Linked DNA regions of Homo sapiens: all the other regions are linked to region 1. The links are chromatin contacts, found by Hi-C or POLR2A ChIA-PET in ENCODE. All regions are on one chromosome and are shown on one strand. Each heading gives the region's core, a stretch centred on a gene start or an enhancer-like site at or near the end of the contact. The rest is flanking DNA. Distances are from core to core; before and after follow the strand shown.

The links. A loop is a pair of places that touch in the nucleus more often than their neighbours do. ChIA-PET counts read pairs that join two places held with the same protein, here RNA polymerase II (POLR2A). Pooled maps may share reads with other maps.
Region 2: a map of CD8-positive, alpha-beta T cell shows a loop between it and region 1 (3-fold over the local background). The contact joins the promoter of TMC8 here to the promoter of CYTH1 in region 1. A Hi-C loop is called at or near these places in 1 of 168 maps with a recorded cell type or tissue (CD8-positive, alpha-beta T cell), 2 of 37 single-sample maps with no recorded cell type and 9 of 50 pooled maps. POLR2A ChIA-PET finds 5 or more read pairs at or near these places in 4 of 52 experiments (CD4-positive, alpha-beta T cell, H1, OCI-LY7 and 1 more).
Region 3: a pooled map shows a loop between it and region 1 (3-fold over the local background). The contact joins the enhancer-like site here to the promoter of CYTH1 in region 1. A Hi-C loop is called at or near these places in 2 of 37 single-sample maps with no recorded cell type and 4 of 50 pooled maps. POLR2A ChIA-PET finds 5 or more read pairs at or near these places in 1 of 52 experiments (CD4-positive, alpha-beta T cell).

Annotation. Positions count from the first base shown.
Region 1 is chr17:78,779,741-78,784,103 of GRCh38, reverse strand. CYTH1 (cytohesin 1) reads left to right here and starts at 1,831. Exons shown (of 14, transcript NM_004762.6): 1 at 1,831-1,902. The coding sequence starts at 1,881. RefSeq lists silencers at 1,572-1,731, 1,772-2,051, 2,312-2,711 and an enhancer at 3,730-3,829.
Region 2 is chr17:78,129,521-78,132,076 of GRCh38, reverse strand. TMC8 (transmembrane channel like 8) reads right to left here and starts at 1,306. Exons shown (of 16, transcript NM_152468.5): 1 at 1,226-1,306; 2 at 340-796; 3 at 47-195. The coding sequence starts at 488. It also overlaps a transcript of TMC6 not described here. RefSeq lists a silencer at 99-618 and an enhancer at 1,099-1,228.
Region 3 is chr17:78,111,213-78,115,142 of GRCh38, reverse strand. TMC6 (transmembrane channel like 6) reads left to right here. Exons shown (of 20, transcript NM_001127198.5): 19 at 1,519-1,595; 20 at 1,932-3,930. The coding sequence ends at 1,995. Among named protein-coding and RNA genes, the nearest start is that of TMC6, 16 kb to the left of the region's middle. RefSeq lists an enhancer at 2,493-2,552. Within about 2 kb of position 2,367, at least 11 of the 41 ENCODE cell types and tissues checked have a DNase peak (open chromatin) inside an H3K27ac peak, as active enhancers do; they include CD4-positive, alpha-beta T cell, where a contact is called at or near this core.

The sequences.
Region 1 (4,363 bases), core at 582-3,081:
AGCTCGAAGATACCTTGAACCTTCTGGTGAGTCTGGGGTTAGAAGTGAAGTAGGGAGTGAAACAGAGGATGGCAAATACTGGGGGAGAGGCTCAGTGCTCCATTAGCCCATGTGACAGATGGTTTGAGAAGATTTGCCAGGTCAATGTGGGGTCAATTCTAAAAGTGTCCTAAGTCTAGGCCAAGAGGAACAAAATGCAGCTGGGTCTCTGACCTCACACGCCGAAGCCCAAGGACACGTTAGGGCCAAAATGTGACTCTCTAAGGTCACCTGTAAAACTGGACAATCTGGTAAAGTCAGTGAAGGTTAAGATCATGAATCCAGCCAGGCGTGGTGGCTCACGCCTGTAATTCCAGTACTTTGGGAGGCCAAGGAAGGAGACCAAAGAGAAAGGATCACTTGAGCCTAGGAGTTCGAGACCAGCCTGGGCAACCTAGCAACCTCCGTCTCTACAAAAAATACAAAAATTAACCAGGTATGGTGGCCGGTGCCTGCAGTCTCAGCTACTCAGGAGGCTGAGGTGGGAGAACTGCTTGAGCCTGGGAAGCAGAGGTTGCAGGGAGTCATGATGGTGCCACCGTACTCTAGCCTGAGCAACACAGCGAGTGAGACTCTGTCTCAAAATGAATAAATAAATAAAAGAAAAAGAAAAATAGTAAAACTCAGGACAGGTGGGCCCACAAGGAAAGAGTTCTGTGGCTTTTACTCCCGTTTTTTGGTTGGTCCAAAAAATTCCCAGCAGTCCAGGGATCTCTGTGGAGTTCTCAGTGAGTGTTCTGTGTAGGGTGCAGGAGCCACAAGTGACTGCAGGGGGAAAGGGGGGTTCTGGTGCTGGCATTCTGCAGCAGTGGGATTGTCCTCTGTCATAAAGAAAGAGAAGGCCGAGCGCGGTGGCTCATACCTGTAATCCCAGCACTTTGGGAGGCCGAGGCAGGCGGATTATTTGAGGTCAGGAGTTCGAGACCAGCCTGGCCAACATGGCGAAACCCCGTCTCTACTAAAAATACAATTAGTCGGGCCTGGTGGCACATGCCTGTAATCACAGCTACTCAGGAGGCTGAGGCAGGACAATCGCTTGAACCCGGGAGGCGGAGGTTTCAGTGAGCCGAGATCGGGCCACTGCACTCCAGCCTGGGCAACAAGAGCGAAACTCGTCTCCAATAAATAAATAAAATCCAAAACGCTGGGACTTGAAGTGCCCTCCTTTCAATCTTGACCCAGGTAAAACTCAGGACAAATAAAAAGAAGTAGAAGCAGTAAACTTAGGACATACAGCATGTAAAGGTTCTGAACGCAGGAGTAAATGACTTCAAATAGCTTTTGTGGCCTTTCGCCAAGGACCGGGCCCTCCCTGGCAAGCTGGGGCCGGGTCTGACCTTCCAGGTTGGCGTCAGCAAGGACCACCCTGCCCTTCAGTGGCCGGACACGACCTTGGGCTTTCGTGCAGTAGCCTGGCTGCAGGCCAGGTCGAGTCCGCCACCCCGGGGACTTGCACCGCCCTTCAGAAACCGAAACCTGCTCGGCCCCAGGAGGCGGACCGGGAGAAGGGGGGGGGGTGTGTGTGTCTCGGGACGGGGGCGTGGTCTAGAGGCGGGGGCAGGGGAGGAGCCTCGGGTGGACGCGCGTGCGCAGGCCGGAGCCTCGGGAGGAGGCCGGGTACCCGGGGTGCGGCGCGCGCGGGAGGAAGGCGGGGCCTCGGGCGAGGGGCGGGGCCTCGGGCCGGGGGCAGGGGGCGGGCGCAGGCGCAGGCGCGGGCGGGCGGGGCGCGGGGCGCGGGGCGCCGGGGGCGGGGCTCCGAGCCGGGCTGAGGCGAGCGGGGGCGCGGGTGGCGCGGCGGGACGCGAGCGGCGAGCCGGAGCGCGGAGCCCGGCTCCCGCACCATGGAGGAGGACGACAGCTACGGTCAGTGCGCCCCGGCGGCGGACGCTTCCCCCTCGCTGTCCCCCAGTCCCCTCCGGGCCCGGCCGTCCGGCAGCGCTTGCGGCGGCTGGCGTTTCCCGGGGACACTGGTGCGGGACGCGGAGCCCGGGGCGACCGGCGGGCGAGCGGTGCGCGGGGCCCTCGCGGGGCGGGGGTCGCAGGGGGTTTTGAGGGATGAGGGTCGCCGGGGCCGGGGTCGCTGGCGGCGCTGAGGGATGTGGGTGGCTGGGGCGGGGGTCACAGGCCGGGCTCGCGGTCTCGCGGGGCCAGGGGTCGCCGCGAGCTCTGAGGAATGAGGGTCGTTGGGGTCGCGGGGCAGGATCTCAGGGGCTCTGAGGGATGAGAGTCGTTGGGGTCGCTGGGGTCCCCGGGGCAGGGGTCGCAGTCCGGGTCCCGGGGGGCCGAGGGGTGGAGGTCGCTGGCCCTGCCGCCCCTCTGCGGGGCTCGGGGCGGACGCGCGGATGGCCGGGCCCGCGTTCCCCGCAGTTTCCGGCCGCTCTCGGCGTCAGCGAGTTGTGCCCGGTCCACGTCTTTGTTCAGAAATGAGAACGGGGAGCGGCGCCGCCGGCGAGGCGCGGGCTCCGGGACGGCCCTGCCCGCGGGAGTCTGGGCCCGGTAGCCGCCGGTCCGGTGCGTCGCCGCCTGCCGAGACGCGGGTGTGGAGCCCGAGGGGCACCGCGGTGGGGACGCCGCTCCTCCCCTGACTGGGGACTTGGCAAGCGGAGCCGCTGTCCCGCTCCCTTCGCTCCCGCGCGTTGAGGCTGCTGGCCCAGGCCAGGGGTGCCTCCCTCCAAGAGTTTGAAATTGCAAGGGTTGCAAAAGGTTGTTTGACATGCTGTAGTTAATTTATTAAGTTTGTTCATGAGGAATTAAAAGGAAGAATGGCAAATAGAACAAGTGGTGAACTTTTGTGGTTTGGTAGCAAAGTACAAATAAAGCAGAACTCTGTGGCCAAATGGAACCCAATTCTAGTTTAATAACTAATGGGACATTTTTCTTTTTTTTTTTTTTTTAAGAGACGAGATCTCGCTCTGTCACCCAGGCTGGAGCACAGTGGCGTGATCGTAGCTCACGTCAGCCTCTTGAGTGGCTGGAACCATACGCACGCCACCATGCCCGGCTAATTTTTTATTTTATTTTATTTTATTATTTTATTTTATTTTATTTTATTTTTGAAACGGAGTCTCACTCTGTCGCCCAGGCTGTAGTGCAGTGGCGCCATCTCGGCTCACTGCAACCTCGGCCTCCTGGGTGAGCTGAGCGATTCTCCTGCCTCAGGCTCCTGAGTAGCTGGGACTACAGGCGCGTGCCACCACGCCTGTCTAATTGTTGTATTTTTAGTAGAGACAGGGTTTTGCCATGTTGGCCAGGCTGGTCTTGAACTTCTGACCTCAGGTGATCCACCCGCCTCGGCCTCCCAAAGTGCTGGGATTACAGGCATGAGCCACCGCGCCCAGCCCTAATTTTTTACTTTTTTAAAAGATGGGGTCTTGCCATGTTACCCAGGCTGGTCTTGAACTCCTAGACCCAAGCAGTCCTCCCACCTCTGCCTCGCACAGTGTTGGGATTACAGGCCTGAGCCACCACACCCAGCCCACTTGTTACCTTATAAGTAAACAAGTAAAAGCAGCTTGTGCATTTTTTTGTTGTTTGTTTTGTTGTGTTTTTGAGACAGGGTCTAGCTCTCTTGCGCAGGCTGGAGTGCAGGGGCGCTCTCATAGCTCACTGCACGCTCTGCTTCCTTGGCTCAAGCAATCCTCTCACCTCTCTTCTCAGCCCCTCCTGTAACCTGGACTACAGGCCTGGGCTACCACGCCCTGCTAATTATTTTTATTTCTTTTTGTAGAGAGGGAGGTCTCCCTATGTTGCCTAGGCTGGTGTGAACTCCAGTTCCTATCTTGGCCTCCCAAAGTGTTGGGATTACAGGCATGAGCCACTGCTCCCAGCCTCCTTTTGTGATTAAAAGAAAAATCACCCACTGGCTGGCCCCAAAAGATTGTTCAGCCCCTCCAGATTTCACTCCTGCCCACTGCTGAGAAGCCGACAGCAGTTTTGCCTGCTGCTCTTTTCTCTGCCTCCTCTTGCCATTTAATTTCCCTCAGATCCCAGTGTCCTGCCTACCAGGCTTTTGTGGCCTCTCTTGTGTTCTTGCCTGCTGCCGTGGGCAGGAAGCTATTGGTCTGGTTGCTTTTAATACAGTGACTGCTTTGCCACCAGGCATGACATGAACTTGTACTTGAAAGAGGTAAGTGGAAGCAGGGCGTGTTAGTTTCCTATACCTGTTATATTACCACAAGCCTGGTGGCTCAAAACAACATAACATTTGTTTTAGGGTTCTGCTGTCAGAAGTCCAAAATAGGTCTCACTGGGCTAAAGCCAAGGTGTCGGACAGGCTGGTTCTTTCTGGAGGCTCAGGGGAGAACCCATTTCCTTACCTTTTCCA
Region 2 (2,556 bases), core at 57-2,556, 650 kb after region 1:
GGGCTCCAGAGAGGGCAAGGGGAGGTGCGGGTCGCGCGGGTCCTACCCCCGATCTCGTAGAGCGCCCCCTCCCAGAGCCCAAGGCCCCGGGCCAGCCGCTGCGCTGCCTCCCGCAGGCGCCTTTCCACCGTCTGCCGCCGGCGCTGCCACCGCTGCCAGCGCAAGGTCTGCACCCCCGCGGGCTCCCGCAGCTGCCTGGACGGGGGTGGTGACAGGGGCGCCCCTGAGTCACCCGCCCTGCCCACCCGGGCCAAGCAGACGGGGTGCTCCCACACCATCCGACGGGGCAGCCTCGCAGCACCCCCCCCACGCACCGTCTGGCGCCCGCGTGGCACCCACCAGATGAGGCGCTTGTCCATCATGGCATAGGGCAGCCCGCGCACGGGCGTCCCAGAGCCGCGCAGCCGCTCCATCTCTGCCTCCCACAGCTCCTCCGGCTCCGGCACCCCAGGGGCCCGCTCCGATGACACCGACCGCGGCAGCAGCATCTCGGCGGGCACGGGTAGAGGCTGGGGCGCCGGGCTGCCGGTGGGGGGGATATGAGTCCCCGGTTGGATGAGCCTTAAGGCCTTGGCTATGGCCTCTGTGCACGCTGGGCTGGGGGCGGGCCCTTCCGTCCCCTCTGCGCCGGCGTCGGGGCCTGGGCTCCTGCAGCCCTAGGGTTCACTTGCCCGGGTCTGCCGCTCTGCCACCTCCGGGGCTCAGAAATGAGAGAGAATCCTGCTGCGGTCGAATTCGGGCCCAGCCCCGCTCCAACTCTCAGAGGGACACACAGCCACGGCCTCAGTCTCCCCATCTGTCAAATGGGGTGAAAGATCCAAAGGGCACAGAAAGTCTGGACCGGCACAGGCAAAGAAAGCCAAGACCTGCTGCACCCCGCATCCACCTGTGCCTGGGCCCACCGTCACCCCAAGGAGAGACAATTCCCTCTCTTCTCCACGTGGCAGTTTGCCCTTCCGGAAGAGCCTGTGTCCCAAACCCCACAGTTCCTGGGACTCGGCATCTGCCACATCTGACTCTGGATGTCGGGGGACCCCCTTCTGTCTTCCTTCTTGTGGTCCAGCCTCCAGTCCCAGGTACCCCGCGAGCCCCTGATGAGGACCTGTGGCTACAGCCCCAGCCGTGGGGACAGGAGCAGGGACCCACTGCTACCCTTGCAGGGCTCTAGCTGGCCCCCACAGCCCCTCACCCTCTGCATTCTCCCTCCACTGGACATCCAGCTCACCTGGGGACCTAGGGACCAAGTCCCTGGAGGAGTCCCCTTCTCAGACGACTCCTGCCAAGCCAGGCAGGGTGGTGAGGGAGCCCAGAGGAGGGGTCATATGACAGGAAACCCAGCTTCCCTCTCCACTACCTCCCTCCTCCCCTCTCACCCCATGGTTTCCTCTGCTTTAAACTGAGGCCAAGCAGGCACTTCCTGTGGGCCCCTGAGATGCAGAGGTGAAGGTGACAGGCGTAGGCCACTTGGCCTCCCAGGGAGCTCTGTGCATGCTGGGCTGCGGGTGGCCCACCCTTCCCCTCTGCACAGGAGTCAGGGCCTGGTCTCCTGCAGCCCTAGGGTCCACTGGTCCGGGTCTGCCGCCTGGCTGCCTCCAGGGATGTCCAGCCTGCAGCTGAGGCCCTCTCTGTTCAACTCCTTCCAGCCTGGATAGGCAGGACTTGACCTCGAGGCCTGAGCTGGGAGCCTGACATGGGTGGGGATGGGAACGGTGGGGGCACAGGGGCCAAACTCTTTATCTGCCGGCCTCACCCTGGAGGGTGTGATAATGACAGGATGGTGGGCTCCCCAGAACCTGGCTGCTGGGTTTCCAGATACTCTTGGTGTTACTGCTGTACTTCCAGCCCCTGTCATTGGCGTTATGGTTGTGCCAAGACCCAGGCCTAGCACCTGGCCGGTAGTAAGTGCTCAGGAATTGGCTCCATTCATGCTCTCCCAGGCTAGATGTTTAAGACATATCTTTGCCAATTCTCTGTCCTTGGGCCCCTGGGAAGCCCGCAGCCCTTCCTCTCTGCTCCCTCTCTACCTGCTATAGGGCCCAGTCATCTCAGGTCTGAATGTTCATAGCTTTTCTGCCTCTCTGCCCACCTCCTTCCTGGTTTCCAGAGTCCTTTCTGTGTGTCAGGCGCAAGCTATGTGCTGGTGCTGGGCACACAGTGGGCTGGGGTAGGAGGGGGCACAGAACCACAGATGTACATGTCAATAGGAAGTGGTAGGTGCTCCACCAGGGTTCAATCTGGGGAGGCTCCCCAGAGGAGGTGGCATTCATGCAAATTCAGTGTGGGTATGCAGGGAGGGGGAAGCAGTGGGAGGAGAGGCAGGGGCTGGGTCTCCATGCCAGGGTGCCACTTGCCAAGAACCAGCTTGGGGTAGCCATCTGAGGACCACACTGGCAGCTCCAAAAGGCCCCAGCCTTGACCCCTGCCTGGTCCTCGCTTTTGCTTGCCTGCTCTCCCCTGCAGCAGTGCCCTCTCCTGCCCTCCTGGGCCCCAGCTCACATTCACCCTGCCTGCTTCATGGCTTCTCCCCGCCAGGAATGACCCTCCCTTCCAAATGGG
Region 3 (3,930 bases), core at 1,118-3,617, 670 kb after region 1:
TAAACACTGTAGTACACACTGTCCCATCTCCTGCCTTTCCCGTTTCACCACATAGAGCTGAAAGCCTGGCATCTCGGCTGCGGTGGTTGTCTGGCTGTAGATATTGGAAGTGGGGAATGGCTCCTGCCCTACTGGGTGGCATTTCAGAGCCCCCAGGGGCCAGGTAGGGCCAGGTGGGTCCGGGCGGGGAATGCAGAGTGGTGCTGGGAGAATCCCAGCTCTACCCACCGTTGCTCTGGGATGGGAAGGACCTTTCTCCAGGCGGATGCTGGCTGTGGTGTCTACCCAAGGCCGAGCTCTGACCCGTCTTTGGGGCTGTCGGTCTGAGTTTTCCCCGTGCAGGTCGGCATGGCTCAAGTGCACAGCCCCTCCATACTCATCAGCAACTCGATAGAAGCTACTTAGGTTGTTGCTTAAGGGGCCCATGGTCTCTCCTTGAAGGTATTCTAAGTGGTCCTCCTAGGCTGAGCCAGGTTGCCAGGTGCCCAGAGCCAATCCGTGTGGCTCTTGACAGAACTCCTGTTCTCTGTGTGAAGCTCCGGGCGGGGAATCCCGGTCTGACCCAGGCACTGATGATCAGTGTTTCGGTGCACCAGATCCTTTGCTAAGTGCCCCCTCTGCTTGTCACATTTCATTGTCGAAAGAGCCCTGGGTCAGTCCAGTACTGGCCCCAAAGATGTCCCCGTCCTAAGACTGGATGGAGCCTGTGAATACGTTACGTTGCGTGGCTGGGGAATTACGATTGCAGGTAGAATTAAAGTTGCCAGTCAGCTGACTTTGGATAGGAGATGGCCCTAGATTATCGTGGTGGCCCAGCGTGATCTCAGGGTCCTTAGAGGTGAAAAACAGAGGCCGGAGTGTCAGGGTCAGAGTGGTGCCACGTGAGCAGGACTTGAGCAGCCACTGCTGGCTTTGAAGTGGAGGAAAGGGCTGAGAGCCAGGGGCCTCTAGAAGTTGGAAAAGGCGAGGAAGAGGATTCTCCCCCGAAGCCTCCGGGAGGAATGTAGCCCTGATCATGCTTGACTGGAGCCCAGTGAGACTCATTTTGGACTTCTCACTTCCAGAACTGAAAGTTGAGAAACCGGTGGTGTTTTAAGCCACGAAGTTGATGACAGTTCGTTACGACAGCAGCAGGAAACTAATGTAAACCCTGTGCCTTGTGTTATTATCCCCCTTTACAGATGCTGCCACTGAGGTCACAGAGTTAGTAACCCAAGGCAGAGCCAGTACGTGGCAGGGCTGGTTTTAAATTGAGTCAGGCTGGCTCTGGGCTGCTGATTACATTTCCCTTTTCACTTTGGCCACTAGGAAGCTTAGATCCACACATACGCCCACTTCCTGGCTCTTGGTTTTTCCTTGTCCTTGTTTGGTGGCCCTTTCACCTTTTCTTTTATGTTTTTGCTGCTTGCGATGTTGAATACACCTCGTGAGTTTTCCCTCAAATGCAGTTTGGAACAGGATGGCTCTGGATGGGCTGATGGATGATTTCTCCTCCCCTTTGTGTTCTGGCCTTTCTAGGAGGGTGAGGACAAAATCTTCTTAATCAACAAGCTTCACTCCATCTACGAGAGGAAGGAGAGGGAGGAGAGGAGCAGGTGAGGGTCCGTGGAGGGATTGGGGACACTCTGAGCCTGGAGGGGAGAGGGGCCAGGGCTGGACAGTAGGGCTGCCACTGGGGCTACACCACGACATTGCTGACACTTGACCGCTTTTGACCTACAAAAATCTCCCCCCCGGCGCCCACCTTCACTCTCTCTAGAGCCTTCTCTGGCCTCCGGAGCCTGGCCATTTTGACAGGGACCTAAAATACATCTCAGGAGAAAGGCTGTGGGGCGTCTGGCCTGTCCCTCGCCGGGCCTTGGCTGCGCCCAGCCAGGTTGCAGGGATGTTGATGTTTATGGGGTCCCCTCAGTGATGTCTCTTTCTGGCAGGGTTGGGACAACCGAGGAGGCTGCGGCACCCCCTGCCCTGCTCACAGATGAACAGGATGCCTAGGGGGACGGCGATGGGCCTCACGGGCCCGCCCAGCACCCTGAGACCACACTGTTGCCTCCCAGTGACCCTGCTGGGACACCAGGACAAGGAAGACAGTTTCGCCTCTCGAAAGCCGCAGCTGCGCCTAGGCTGGAGCTGGAAGGGTGGGTGAATCCGGCTTGGGCATCCCCAATGAACTCTGCCCTGCCTGGGACTCTATTTATTCTGATTAAAGGGGTTTTGCAAATGGGCTTGTCCCTTGGGGCTCTGTGTCTGTGACCACACCCGGGGCCTGCTTCCCGCTGCCCTGGGGCCACCTCCAGGCGCAGGTCTGGGTCCTGGGAACCTCAGCTGGAGTGGGGGCGCCCTCTGCTGGCCAAGCCCCAGATGGCAGGGGCTGGACCGCGCCAGGGCTTGATTCGCTTGCTGCCTTTGACCAGCCTGAACTCGCGCCCAGGAGGGGCTTACACCTGCACAAGTGAGCCGAGCAGGCACGGATTGTGACCAGAGCGATGCGTCAACCATTGGGTGATGCTGTAGCATCTACTGGAGCAGGAGACAAATTTAGAGAGGGACTTGGAGGGGAGACATATCAGTTGCAAATGAGTTGTGGGGACAGTTGCCTCCCAGGCATAGGTAACCAGCACCTGTGCTTGGAGGCGAACAGGGCTTGGTGAGGTGGGGCTGGCCCCCTGCTTCTGGCTGCCAGCAGCTGGCTGGGGGGTGGTGATCCTGGGTCTGACTGGGCTGAGTTTGAGGAGCCCGTGGGATACCGAAAACCGTAGGCTGTGGGGGGTGGGCACAGGGATTCGGGGACCAGCCCGTCATGACCCCGTGCTCCAGGTCTGCAGGGACCAGCCCATGACAGCCCAGGGCTCCAGGTCTGCGGGGACCAGCCCATCACAGCCCAGGGCTCCAGGCCTGCGGGGACCAGCCCGTCAGCCTCAGTTCTCCAGGCCTGCGGGGACCAGCCCGTCATGACCCCAGTGCTCCAGGTCTGTGGGGACCAGCCCGTCAGCCTGTGCTCCAGGCCTGCAGGAACCAGCCCGTCAGCCTCAGTGCTCCAGGCCTGCGGGGACCAGCCCGTCAGCCTGTGCTCCAGGCCTGCGGGGACCAGCCCGTCATGACCCCAGTGCTCCAGGTCTGTGGGGACCAGCCCGTCAGCCTGTGCTCCAGGCCTGCGGGAACCAGCCCGTCATGACCCCAGTGCTCCAGGCCTGCGGGGACCAGCCCGTCATGACCCCAGTGCTCCAGGTCTGTGGGGACCAGCCCGTCACGGCGCAGGGTTCCAGGCTTGTGGGGACCAGCCTGTCACAGCCCAGGGCTCCAGGCCTGCAGGAGCTGCGCTTGGGATTGGGGGAATGAACCCAGGTGGGGAAATGGTCAAAGAGCGATGGGCCCAGAAAAGGGTCAGACCCAGATGGAGATGCCACTGGCTGCTAGCAGACCCCCACGCTGGGTCTAGCCCACCCAATCCCATGGGGATGCTCCTGTGCTCTGCAGACATCTGGGTGCTGCCACAGGGGCCCGACAGAGTTGGCATCTGGGTGGATCTGAGCCAAGTGGTGCTTCTGGGCCTCAGCAAGTAGCTGGTGCTGATTCTGGGCAGCCAACTGTGGCAGCATCTTCAGGTGCGAGTGCTGCTGGGTGAAGCTGCGTGGGCAGTCCAGAAAGTGACGTGACAGTCCACAGGGACCGACGTAGGGTTTCCAGCCCCTATCTGTGCAGATGCTGTCCTCCAAACCATCACGGTCCCTCTCTGGCTGGGGACGTGCGCCTGCCACTGCTGGCTTGCCAGCATGATCATTGGTTGTGACCTGTTGAGCCCATCTTGCCAGCCTCACAAAGGACAGTACTAGCTGCTTATGACAGGAAAGTGGAAGAACTTGGCCTGGATATTTCTGGAGAATTACCGTGTGTGCTAGTCAGTCTTTCGTGTCAACCAGGCCAGGCTGT